Regions from separate parts of the Homo sapiens genome. Here region 1 is linked to region 2. A link is a loop called in an ENCODE intact Hi-C map of the cell type or tissue named here. Cell type or tissue: HepG2. All regions are shown on one strand.

Region 1 (5,000 bases), 230 kb after region 2:
ACGTAAAGGGTGCTCACCTCCTCCTGAGCTCCTTCAGGGCACCGCTCCAGCACGGGCCCAGGTAATCCCCCAGGAGCTTTAGCTGCTCCCAGCTCCTCCCGATGAGGTGCATCCGCTCCACATGCTCGTACAGAGATGCGTTTGCCATCTGCAGGTTGATGAGGGGCTGGGCCCAGATCTGCATCAGAAACTTCAGGGCCTGCCTGCAGATCTGGGGGCACCACCAGGCATTAGGGATGGGAAGGAATCGCTGTTCAATGAGCACTGCCCGGCCAGGTGCCACATGACCTCCTCACTTACCTGAGGGGCTATCTTCATTTTACAGATGGGGAAACTGAGGCTCAGGGAGATGAGGGGATTTGGCTAGGGTCACCCAGCTTGTAAATGGTACAGTCAAGCTCTGAACCCAGTTTATCTGACTCCCAAACCCACTCTCCCTCTAAGGGCAAGGGTCGCTGCCCCCTCCCCAACCATGCTGAGATGAGGGAGGGACTGCTTTGGTTAACGCCCCCTCCCTCTGGGCCTCACAGATCAGGGTCTCTGGGTTCAGGAACCCTTGGAGCTCTTTCCCCAGAGTTGTTTCCTGGCCATGCCCATCCTATTCCTGGAGTCAGAGTGCCACAGCAGACACATCTGAGCCGAGGGCTCCCTGTGACCTTCCTCCCTCTCCCACAGAGGCAGCCTTCCAAGTTTTCTACCCCCGACTACACAGTGGAGCTGAAGAGCACCACTCTCTGCTGGGCCCCTAAAACAAATCCAGTAAGAAGAACGTGCTGGAGGTGAGTGGTGGGGGTGGGGAGAAGGAGGGAAGGGGCTTAGTGATGCCTGCCAGCCCTCTGAAACTAGTGACCTGGAAATGACCTGGGGGTTTTTGACCCTTAATTCCCTATGAGCCAACACTGAGTGCAGCTTTTGGCTGTATTAATAGAGGTAAGAGTCCAGAGCCAGAGAGGTGATATTGGTGCAGTTGCTGGCAGTGCTCTGGGACCCTTACTGTAGGCAAGCCCCAAGTAGGAGGACCTGGGAAGAATTGGGGCTACCATTCTCAGGGCTCAAGGCCAAAGCTGCATCCCCGCCCCAGGGGACCTGTCCTGTGTTTCTAGCATCACAGATTCTGCAGTTCCCCCTCCAGGAGCTGAGTTAATAATAATCCTTGCCCTGGAGGGTGGTGAGGAGTAGGGCCTCTGGAAGAGGAAATTCTCATGCCTAGAATGGCAGCCCTCGTCCCAGCCTGAGAGAGACAGGAGGCTCCGTGTCCTTGGCTGCTTACTGTGACAGGCCTGGTTGGGAAACCTCTTTCTCCCCAGGTGCCCTTCCCTGTCCCTGAGCCAAAGCCCCATTTCTGTCTGGACTGCATCCCCAGTGAATAAACCGGGGCAGTGGGCAAGACTACCAGGTTACCCCCACAGGAAGGGAGAGAAGACCCAGGATGGGTACTCCCAATGCCACACCCTTCACTGTCCACGTCTTATCTTGTTTTTAAACTACTCTTACCCTGACCTCAGTCCCTAGAAGGTTTGAGGCAGATCACAACAGAAACACACGTGGTGAACTGGCAAATTCACTGAAAAGCCAGGACCACAAAAAACAAGTTAGAGATGGGACTCAAGATGGAGAGGAATTAGGGGGCAGATGATGTACAGGTGCTAAGGTGTGGTTGCTGAAGAAAATTTAGCTCTGACTTTCCTGCTAGGTAAGGTGAAAAGAGAGGGGCTATCAGGTGCATGTCTCTTTGTTGTTGAAAAAATAATAAAACCCACCCAGATGTTGAGGGAATCAAAGCTTTTTCCTAACCCTTCGCTCTTAAATTTCTTGTGTGTAGCTCTGTGAACATGGGATCTAGAAGGACAAGTCAGGTACCCTGCAAAACACCTCCAGGGAGGTTTAATGGGGCTGCTTCAGGTGGCATTATTATGATGAAGGCCAGCAGCATGACCTCATGTCTCAGCTCAGAAAAAGCAATTCTGCAAAGAACCTGACTGTGTAGTTTCTTGATTATTCACCAAGCTCCATTCAGTTCTAGAACCAGGATATCTACAAAGCAAAGTTGGAAAACTGGTTTCATCTCATGAGCTACTCTGATGACTAGGTCTGGAGTCTTGTGGGGTTTTGTTTTTATTTTTTGTTTCTGTTTTTGTTTTTGTTTTTAGAGACAAGGGAGCTTGGGTTTCCTTTCTACCCAGCAGGCATGGCTCAGTGGCAGACACCAACCACTGGCATCTGGGTTGTATTTCATAATTTGCACAGTACTTGCAGAACCTTGTCTCATTTAAGCTTTGTAATAACCCCACAAAAATAGCTGGTAGTAGCTGAATTTTACAGACACTGAAATGGAAGCTTGAAGAAATTAGGTGAAGGTCAGGGTGAGGCAGCTAGTGAGCAGCAGAGCCCGCCCTCTGGTCCCAAGGCCCAGGGACCCTTCTGCCTGCCCCTGGGGGAGTCAGGGCCTTTGCCTTTTGCCCAGGGCACACCCACTGGCCGCTCCCACTGGCCCCCCGCTGTGGAGACACCTCTACACTGTAAGAACTATCCAACCAAGGGGGCCAAAGCCAGCCTTGCTCCACAGTCCTGAGGCATCAGACACTGTGCAGACTGCCCTGCCCCCTGCTGGCTGCCTGTCTGCTTCCCGTGGCCAGCCCTGACCGCGGCCCCTGTCCCCCAGCCACTTATTGCTCGCCACAGCCCCTACTCTGCTGCTTCCATTCTGGGGCCCGAGTGGACGGGTGGACCTAGAGGAGGCTGGCATTGCTGAGCCAGCAGCAGGGACACTAGACACAGGCAACAAGGGTAATGGAGCAGAACACAGGCTCTGGAACCAGCCAACATGGCAAAACCCTATCTCTACTGGAAATACAATAATCAGCTGGGTGTGGTGGTGCACGTCTGTAATCCCAGCTCCTGGGGAGGCCGAGGCACTTGAGCCCAAGAGTCAGAGGTTGCGGTGAGCTGAGATCATACCACTGTACTCCAGCCTGGGTGACAGAGCAAGACTCTGTCTCAAAAAAAAAAAAAAAAAAAAAGGAAGCACTGGAGGACATTAAACAAATAGCAGATCCTCCAGCCTGGCCAACATAAAAATACAAAAATTAGCTGGGCATGGTGGCGGGTGCCTGTAATCCCAGCTACTCGGGAGGCTGAGATAGGAGAATCACTTGAACCCAGGAGGCTGAGGCTGCAGTGAGCCGAGATCGCGCCACTGCACTCCAGCCTGGGCGACAAAGGGAGACTCCATCTCAAAACAAACAAACAAACAAACAAAACAAAACAAAACAAATAGTAGATCTGGTCAAGCCCCTCAGAGCTGTTACATAAACCAACTACTGAGGGTAAAGACCTTTGGAAGGACCATTTAAAACACCTGGGGCTTCATCGGGCTGGATTTGCTCGGAGCTACAGGTGGAATCAAGAGTTCTCTATAATCATCACTTGCACAGCGTAGTTTTCAGGGAAATATTTTCCTATTTGACAGGTGAAACAGTATTTTTCACCTGCCTGTAGGCAGTTTTGAGACAATATAGTACTTTTCCAGAAGTGCTTCCCTGAATGACTGCGCACGATTATGATGACATTCTGGAATGGGGTTTTATAACACTTGTGGGAACACGCTGCCCCTTTAGCAATGGAAAACAGGACTTCAGAGCTGCCTTCTGAAAGGCCTGGTCCCTGCAGATGGAACCCACCTGGGACCCTCCTGGTCACCTACCCATCTGCCTCCAGTGTACCACCCGGAAGCTCTTATGCCCCTGTGCGGGGGCTGCCTGGGGGCATTAGACCAAGCATGTGTGCCTTCCCCAGGAAGCAGGCAAACCAAGGAAGCAGGCAAACCCAGATCTGAATGCCAGCCACACCACTTCATCACTATGTGACCGGACAGGTTTCCTAACCTCTCTGAGCACCCATTTCTTCAGCTGTAAAATAATGATAGTTCTTACAGTGTGTTGTTGTAAAGATTAATTAGTAGGGGGAGTTCTGAGTGGTGGAAATATGAGTGGTGGTTATTCTTGACTTTGTGCCTACCTTTAAAAAAAATTAACAGATCCTTTCCACCACAGAAGCTCCCAAGTTACTAGGAGCTGACTCTGGCCATACCACTCACTCTCTACCCATCTCCCAGGCTGCTTCCAGCAGATCGGCTTCTTTGTACGACCCAAGCTCTGTGCCTTCTCTGGCCTCTATTACTGTGACATCTGCCACCAAGATGATGCCTCAGTGATTCTGGCCAGGATCATCCACAGCTGGGACCTCACCAAGCACCTGGTAAGTCTCGAGCCCAGCTCGTCACAGCCACTCAGGGCTGGTGAGGGACAGAGGGGTGTTCAATCCTCTTTGCTGCTGCTGTTCATCTGTTTAGAGGAGTTTGGCTCCTCTAAACAAGGGAAGCTGGGGTCACTGGTTCAGGCACTGTGACGTGGGGGAGCTAACCAAGAGAAAAGCTTGGTGCCTGTCCACAGCCCTGGGCAGAGCTCCGTCGGTGGCTGTCTTGGTCCCCAGGAGGGAGTCTGAGGATGGTTTCCTGCAGCTACAGACATAACCGCTTAAGGCACCAGCAGATAAATGACTGATTAGGTAGATAGATAGATAGATAGATAGATAGATAGATAGATAGACAGACAGATAGGCAGGTGGATGGTGGATGAGTGGATGGGTAGGTGGATGGTTACCTGGGCAGGTGAATGAGTAAATGGGTAGGTGGATGAGTGGATGGGTTGGTGGGTAGGTGGATCAGTAGGTAGATGGGTAGATAGGTGGGTGAACGGGTAGATAGCTAGATGGGTAGGTGGATGGGTAGGTAGATGGGTAGATGGGTGGGTGATTGTGTAGATGGCTAGCTGGGTAGATGGGTAGGTGGATGGGTAGATGGGTGGGCAGTGTGTAGATGGGTGGGTGGATGGGTGAATCGGTAAGTGGATGGGTAGATGGGCTGGCCAGCGAGCTGGCTATACCTTGGAGCAGTCATCCTTAAAGACTATCAAGTAGGCGTATCCATGAATTAATGACGA
Region 2 (5,000 bases):
CCCAGGCTGGAGTGCAAGTGGCACAATCTCGGCTCACTGCAGCTTCTGTCTCCTGGGTTCAAGCAATTCTCCTGCCTCAGCCTCCCATGTAGCTGGGACTACAGGTGTGTTCCACCACACTCGCCTAATTTTTGTATTTTTAGTAGAGACGGGGTTTCACCATGTTGGCCAGCTAGTCTCGAACACCTGACCTCAAGTACTCTGCCAGCCTTGGCCTCCCAAAGTGCTGGGATTACAGGCGTGAGTCACTGCGCCTGGCCTGCTGCTTCATATTTCATTTCATTCATTCAGGAAATATTTTATGAACATCTACCATGTGCCAGGCCACTGGGATAAAACAGTGAACAAAAACAAAATATCTATTCTCATGGACTTAGATTCTAGTGAGACAAATAGACAATAAATACACGAACAAATAAACCCATAACATGCAAAGTGATGATAAAGCCTTAGGAAAAATAAAGAAAGGCCCGTCAGCCATGTGAGTATGTAGCAAGAAGGCACCCTCTATGAAGCAGAGAACAAGCCCTTCCCAGATACCAAATCAGCTGATGCCTTGATTTTGGACTTTCCAGCCTCTAGAACTATGCACAATAAATTCTATTGTTTTTAAATTTTCTAGAAAAGAAAAATAAAGGAGGGTAAGGGAACAAGAGTGGCAGAGGACATTATTTCACATAGGTTAGTTGGGGAGACTTCTCTGATAAGGCTAAGTTTAAGCAGAGACTTGAATTAGGCAAGGGAGCAGTCTATGTGGATATCTGGGAGAAGATGGAGCTGTAAATGCAAGATCCTAGAGGAGGAAACAGCCAACAGTGTTCTGTCGGAGAACAGCAATGAGAAAAGGGTCGCAAGAATGGAGTGAACAAATGAGCCACACATGGTGGCACGTGCATGTGACCACAGCCACTTGGGAGGCTGAAGCATGAGAATCACTTGAACCTGGGAGGCAGAGGTTGCAGTTAGCCAAGGTTGTGCCACTGCACTCCAGCCTGAGCAACAGAGCGAGACTCTGCCTTAAAGAAATAAAACTAAATTAAAAAATACAGAATGGAGTGAACAAAGTTGGAATTCAACCAGAAATATGATTAGGGAGAGGGAGTGGTATTATCATGTGGAGCCTTTTAGACAAGGACTTTGTGTAAGCTTTTCATGGAATATAGCACATATAGAGAAAAGGAAACATCGTAAGTGTACAACTCAGTGCATTTTTTTTTTTTTTTGAGACAGGGTTTTACTCTCGTCACCCAGGCTGGAATGCAGTGGTGGGATCTTGGCTCACTGCAACCTCTACCTCTGGGGCTCAAGTGATCCTCCCACCTCAGCTTCCTGAGTACCTGAGACTACAGATGCAAACCACTGCACCTGGCTAATTTTTGTATTTTTTGTAGAGACAGTGTTTTACCTTGTTGCCAGGCTGGTCTCAAACTCCTGGGCTCAAGCGATCCTCCTGCCTTGGCCTCCCAAAGTGCTGGGATTACAGGGGTGAGTCACTGCACCCAGCCTGATTTTTCACCAACCCACCCATTTAAACCATCATCCCAACCAAGCTATGAAACGCTAACAGCAGCTTGCTGGGTGTGGGGGCTCATGCCTGTAATCCCAGCACTTTGGGAGGCCAAGGCAGGAGGATCGCCTGAGGTCAGAAGTTTGAGACCAGCCTGGCCAACGTGGTGAAACCCCGTCTCTAATAAAATTACAAAAATTGGCTGGGCATGGTGGTGCGCACCTGTAATCCCAGCTACTCGGGAGGCTGACGCAGGAGAATCACTTGAACCTGGGAGGCAGAGGTTGAGGTGAGCTGAGATTAAAAAAAAAAAAAAAAAAAAAAAAAAAGAACACTACCAGCAACCCTGGCCGGGCGCAGTGACTCACACTTGCAACCCTTGGACTTTGGGAGGCCGAGGCGGGTGGATCACCTGAGGTCAGGAGTTTGAGACCAGCCTAGCCAAGATGGCGAAACCCCATCTCTACTAAAAATACAAAAATTAGCCAGGCGTGGTGGCGTGCACCTATAATCCCAGCTACTTGGAGGCTGAGGCAGGTGAATCGTTTGAACCCAGGAGACGGAGGTTGCAGTGAGCCGAGATCACGCTACTTCACTCCAGCCTGGGCAAAAGAGCAAAACTCCATCTCAAAACAAAAAACAAAAAACAAAAAACCACTACCAGCAACCCTGAAGCCTCTTTCACGCCTCCTGTCATTACTTGATTTTGGACTTTCAGTCCACACTGGATCAGTTTTGCCTGTTTTGAACTTTGTGCTTATGAATCACACAGTATTACCCTTTGGTGTCAGGCTTCACTCCCTCAGTGTTATGGTTATGAGATTTGTCCATGTTATCGTGCATAGTGATGCTTCATTTTTTTTCATTGCCCTGTAATATTGCACTGTGTAAATATAACACAATTGATTTGTCCATTCTACCATGGATCAATATTTGGGTTGTTTCCAGTTTGGGGGCTATTTCAAACGCTGCGATGACCATTCTCATTTGTGTCATTTGGAACACATGAGTATGCATTCAGGGTGAGATTATTAGGTTTAGGTTTTACTTTTTTTTTTTGGTAGCGGGGGATGGAGTCTCACTCTGTCACCCCGGCTGAAGTGTAGTGGCTCAATCTTGGCTCACTGCAACCTCCACCTTCTGGGTTTAAGCGATTCTCCTGCCTCAGCCTCCTGAGTGGCTGGCATTACAGGCACCCACCACTATGCCCGGCTAATTTTTGTATTTTTAGTAGAGACGGGGTTTTGCCATTTTGGCCAGGCTGGCCTCAAACTCCTGACCTCAAATGATCTACCCACCTCGGCCTCCCAAAGTACTGGGATTACAGGTGTGAGCCACCATGCCTAGCCATCTAGGTTTTACTTTGATAGATGCTACCAAACTATCTTCAGACTTTGCTTTTCAAACTGAATGAAAAGGGAAATAATTTGAAGGTTCAAAGTAGAAAAATCCCATAATCTGACTTACATCTTTAAAGGGTCACATACTATAAATTTTGAAAGATTACATTTTTTAAATATTCACCATATGAAACAAAATCCAACCTGACCAGTCCCAGCACTGAAAGCATGACTCCAGATTTGTACCTCTAGCCAGAACCTCTCCTCTGAACTACAGACCGTTATCTCCAAAGTCTGCTTGACAGCTGCACATGGATGTCCAATGGGCATCTCCACCTTTCCATGGCCAACAGCTTCTGATATTCTGCCCTGAGCCAATTCTTCCTATGGGTTTTCCATCTTTACTAACAGCAACTCTGTTCTTCCATTTATTTAGGCTGGAAACATGGGTATATCTTTTTCTCTATTTTCTCATGCTCCACATCTGGTCTATCAGCAGATCCTGTGAGCTCTATCTTCAGAATATTCTGGAATCACAGCTTACCACTCCCTACCACTACCTGTCCAAACCACCATTCTCTCTCTCCTAGCCTACTGCAGTGCCCTTTTACTTTTTTTCTCTTATTTTATTTATTTATTTTGAGATGTAGTCTCCCAGACTGGAGTGCACTGAAGTGATCTCAACTCACTGCAACCTCCGCTGTCCAGGTTCAAGCAATTCTCCTGCCTCAGCCTCCCCAGTAGCTGGGATTACAGGTGCACACCACCATGCCCGGCTAATTTTTGTATTTTTAGTAGAGACGGGGTTTCACCATGTTGCCCAGCCTGGTCTTGAACTCCTGACCTCAAGTGATCCACTCACCTCAGCCTCCCAAAGTGCTGGGATTACAGGGGTGAGCCACAGCGCCTGGCCTGCAGTGCCCTCCTAAGTGGTTTTGCTGCTCCCACATCCTGCTCTCACCCTGTTCAGGATACTATCGGTGCCGCTTCCCAAAAGATCCTGTTCAAACATAAATCAGAGCCTGTCACTTCTCCATTAAAACCCTCCAGTGGCTTCCTGTATCATGCTGGGTGCAAACCAAAGTCCATACTACCACCCACAAATTGTAGCAAGATACTGCTCCTTTTAGCCACACTGACTTTAACTCCTGTGACGCTCCCGTCCTCACTCCATTCCAGCCATGCTGTTCATCAAACTGGCCTTTCCCCTGTTCATCAAACTGCCCAGGTGAGCTCTTAATCTCAGGAACTTTACACTTTCTCTTCCCACTGCCTAGAATGCCCTTGCCCCAGCTAACTGCCAGCTCACTCCCTTGCCTCTGTCAAGTCTCTACTCGAAATTTCCTTTCTCAGCAAGGACTTTCCCAGCCCCCTGGTTTGACATTTCATACTTCCCCAATGCCTGACATTACATATTGCTTTCCCAGCTTTTTTTCTTTGCTCAGCATTTATCACTATCTCACATGCTATAATTTTTATATCTTTTATCTTGTTTATCAGCTGTCCCTCCCAGCAGAACGTAATTGCTATGAGGACATTGATTTCTATGTTTTGTTTACAACCGTAGCCTGGCATCCAGAACAGGGCTTGGCACATAGTAGGCACTTAATAAATATTTACTGAGTGAATGAATAGATGGCTCCTTGCCCTAGATCTTCTCTTGATTACCTGTGCTTCAGAAGCTGGTGAGAAATCAGCAGAGGTTTCTAAGCACTTCCAATAAGTTGGAGTTGCCAATAGAAACATGTTCCTTCTCTACTCTCCCTCCCTGGCGTGCAGGGACCTGGGAAAAGCAGAGATGCTGATCGATATCTCTGACTGGGAAGGAAGATGGGATTAGGTACTAGAAATAAGAGGAAGGATGTCTCCGCCCGTCTGCTCAGAGGCTGCAATCTGCTTGGCATGCCGCCTGCTCCCAGAAACAGGATGTGTCCAGAGAGGAAGTGACTGCAGACGTGGAGTGGGGGAAAATGCCCCGTGCCTGAGACAGAACACTTGAGGCTAGTCATTCTGGAGCCTTCCAAGGGTCCATTCCTGGGGGATGAGTAAAATCCGCTCCGCAGTCTCACAGTGACTCATTCTGAATGGCGGAGAATCCAAAGCCCTTCCCTAAGTTAGGGCAAAAACAGGTGCTTCCTCCTCTGGGGTTCCCA

The links. A loop is a pair of places that touch in the nucleus more often than their neighbours do. Peaks named below come from ENCODE experiments on the same cell type or tissue, not always from the same donor. Only the 100,000 strongest peaks of a DNase experiment are listed, where the experiment ranks them.
Region 1: a loop joins it to region 2, with 8 times the contacts of the local background. A loop is called at or near these places in 1 of 110 quality-filtered maps.

What each region holds. Positions count from the first base shown.
Region 1 is chr17:64,936,469-64,941,468 of GRCh38, forward strand. No RefSeq gene overlaps it. Among named protein-coding and RNA genes, the nearest start is that of LRRC37A3, 19 kb to the left of the region's middle. In HepG2, a CTCF peak has its summit at 2,602 (motif pointing left); a DNase peak (open chromatin) is centred at 2,563.
Region 2 is chr17:64,702,482-64,707,481 of GRCh38, forward strand. No RefSeq gene overlaps it. Among named protein-coding and RNA genes, the nearest start is that of SMURF2, 43 kb to the left of the region's middle. RefSeq lists an enhancer at 3,903-5,000. In HepG2, no CTCF peak of the experiment used is centred here; DNase peaks (open chromatin) are centred at 1,880, 2,280, 3,910 and 4,860.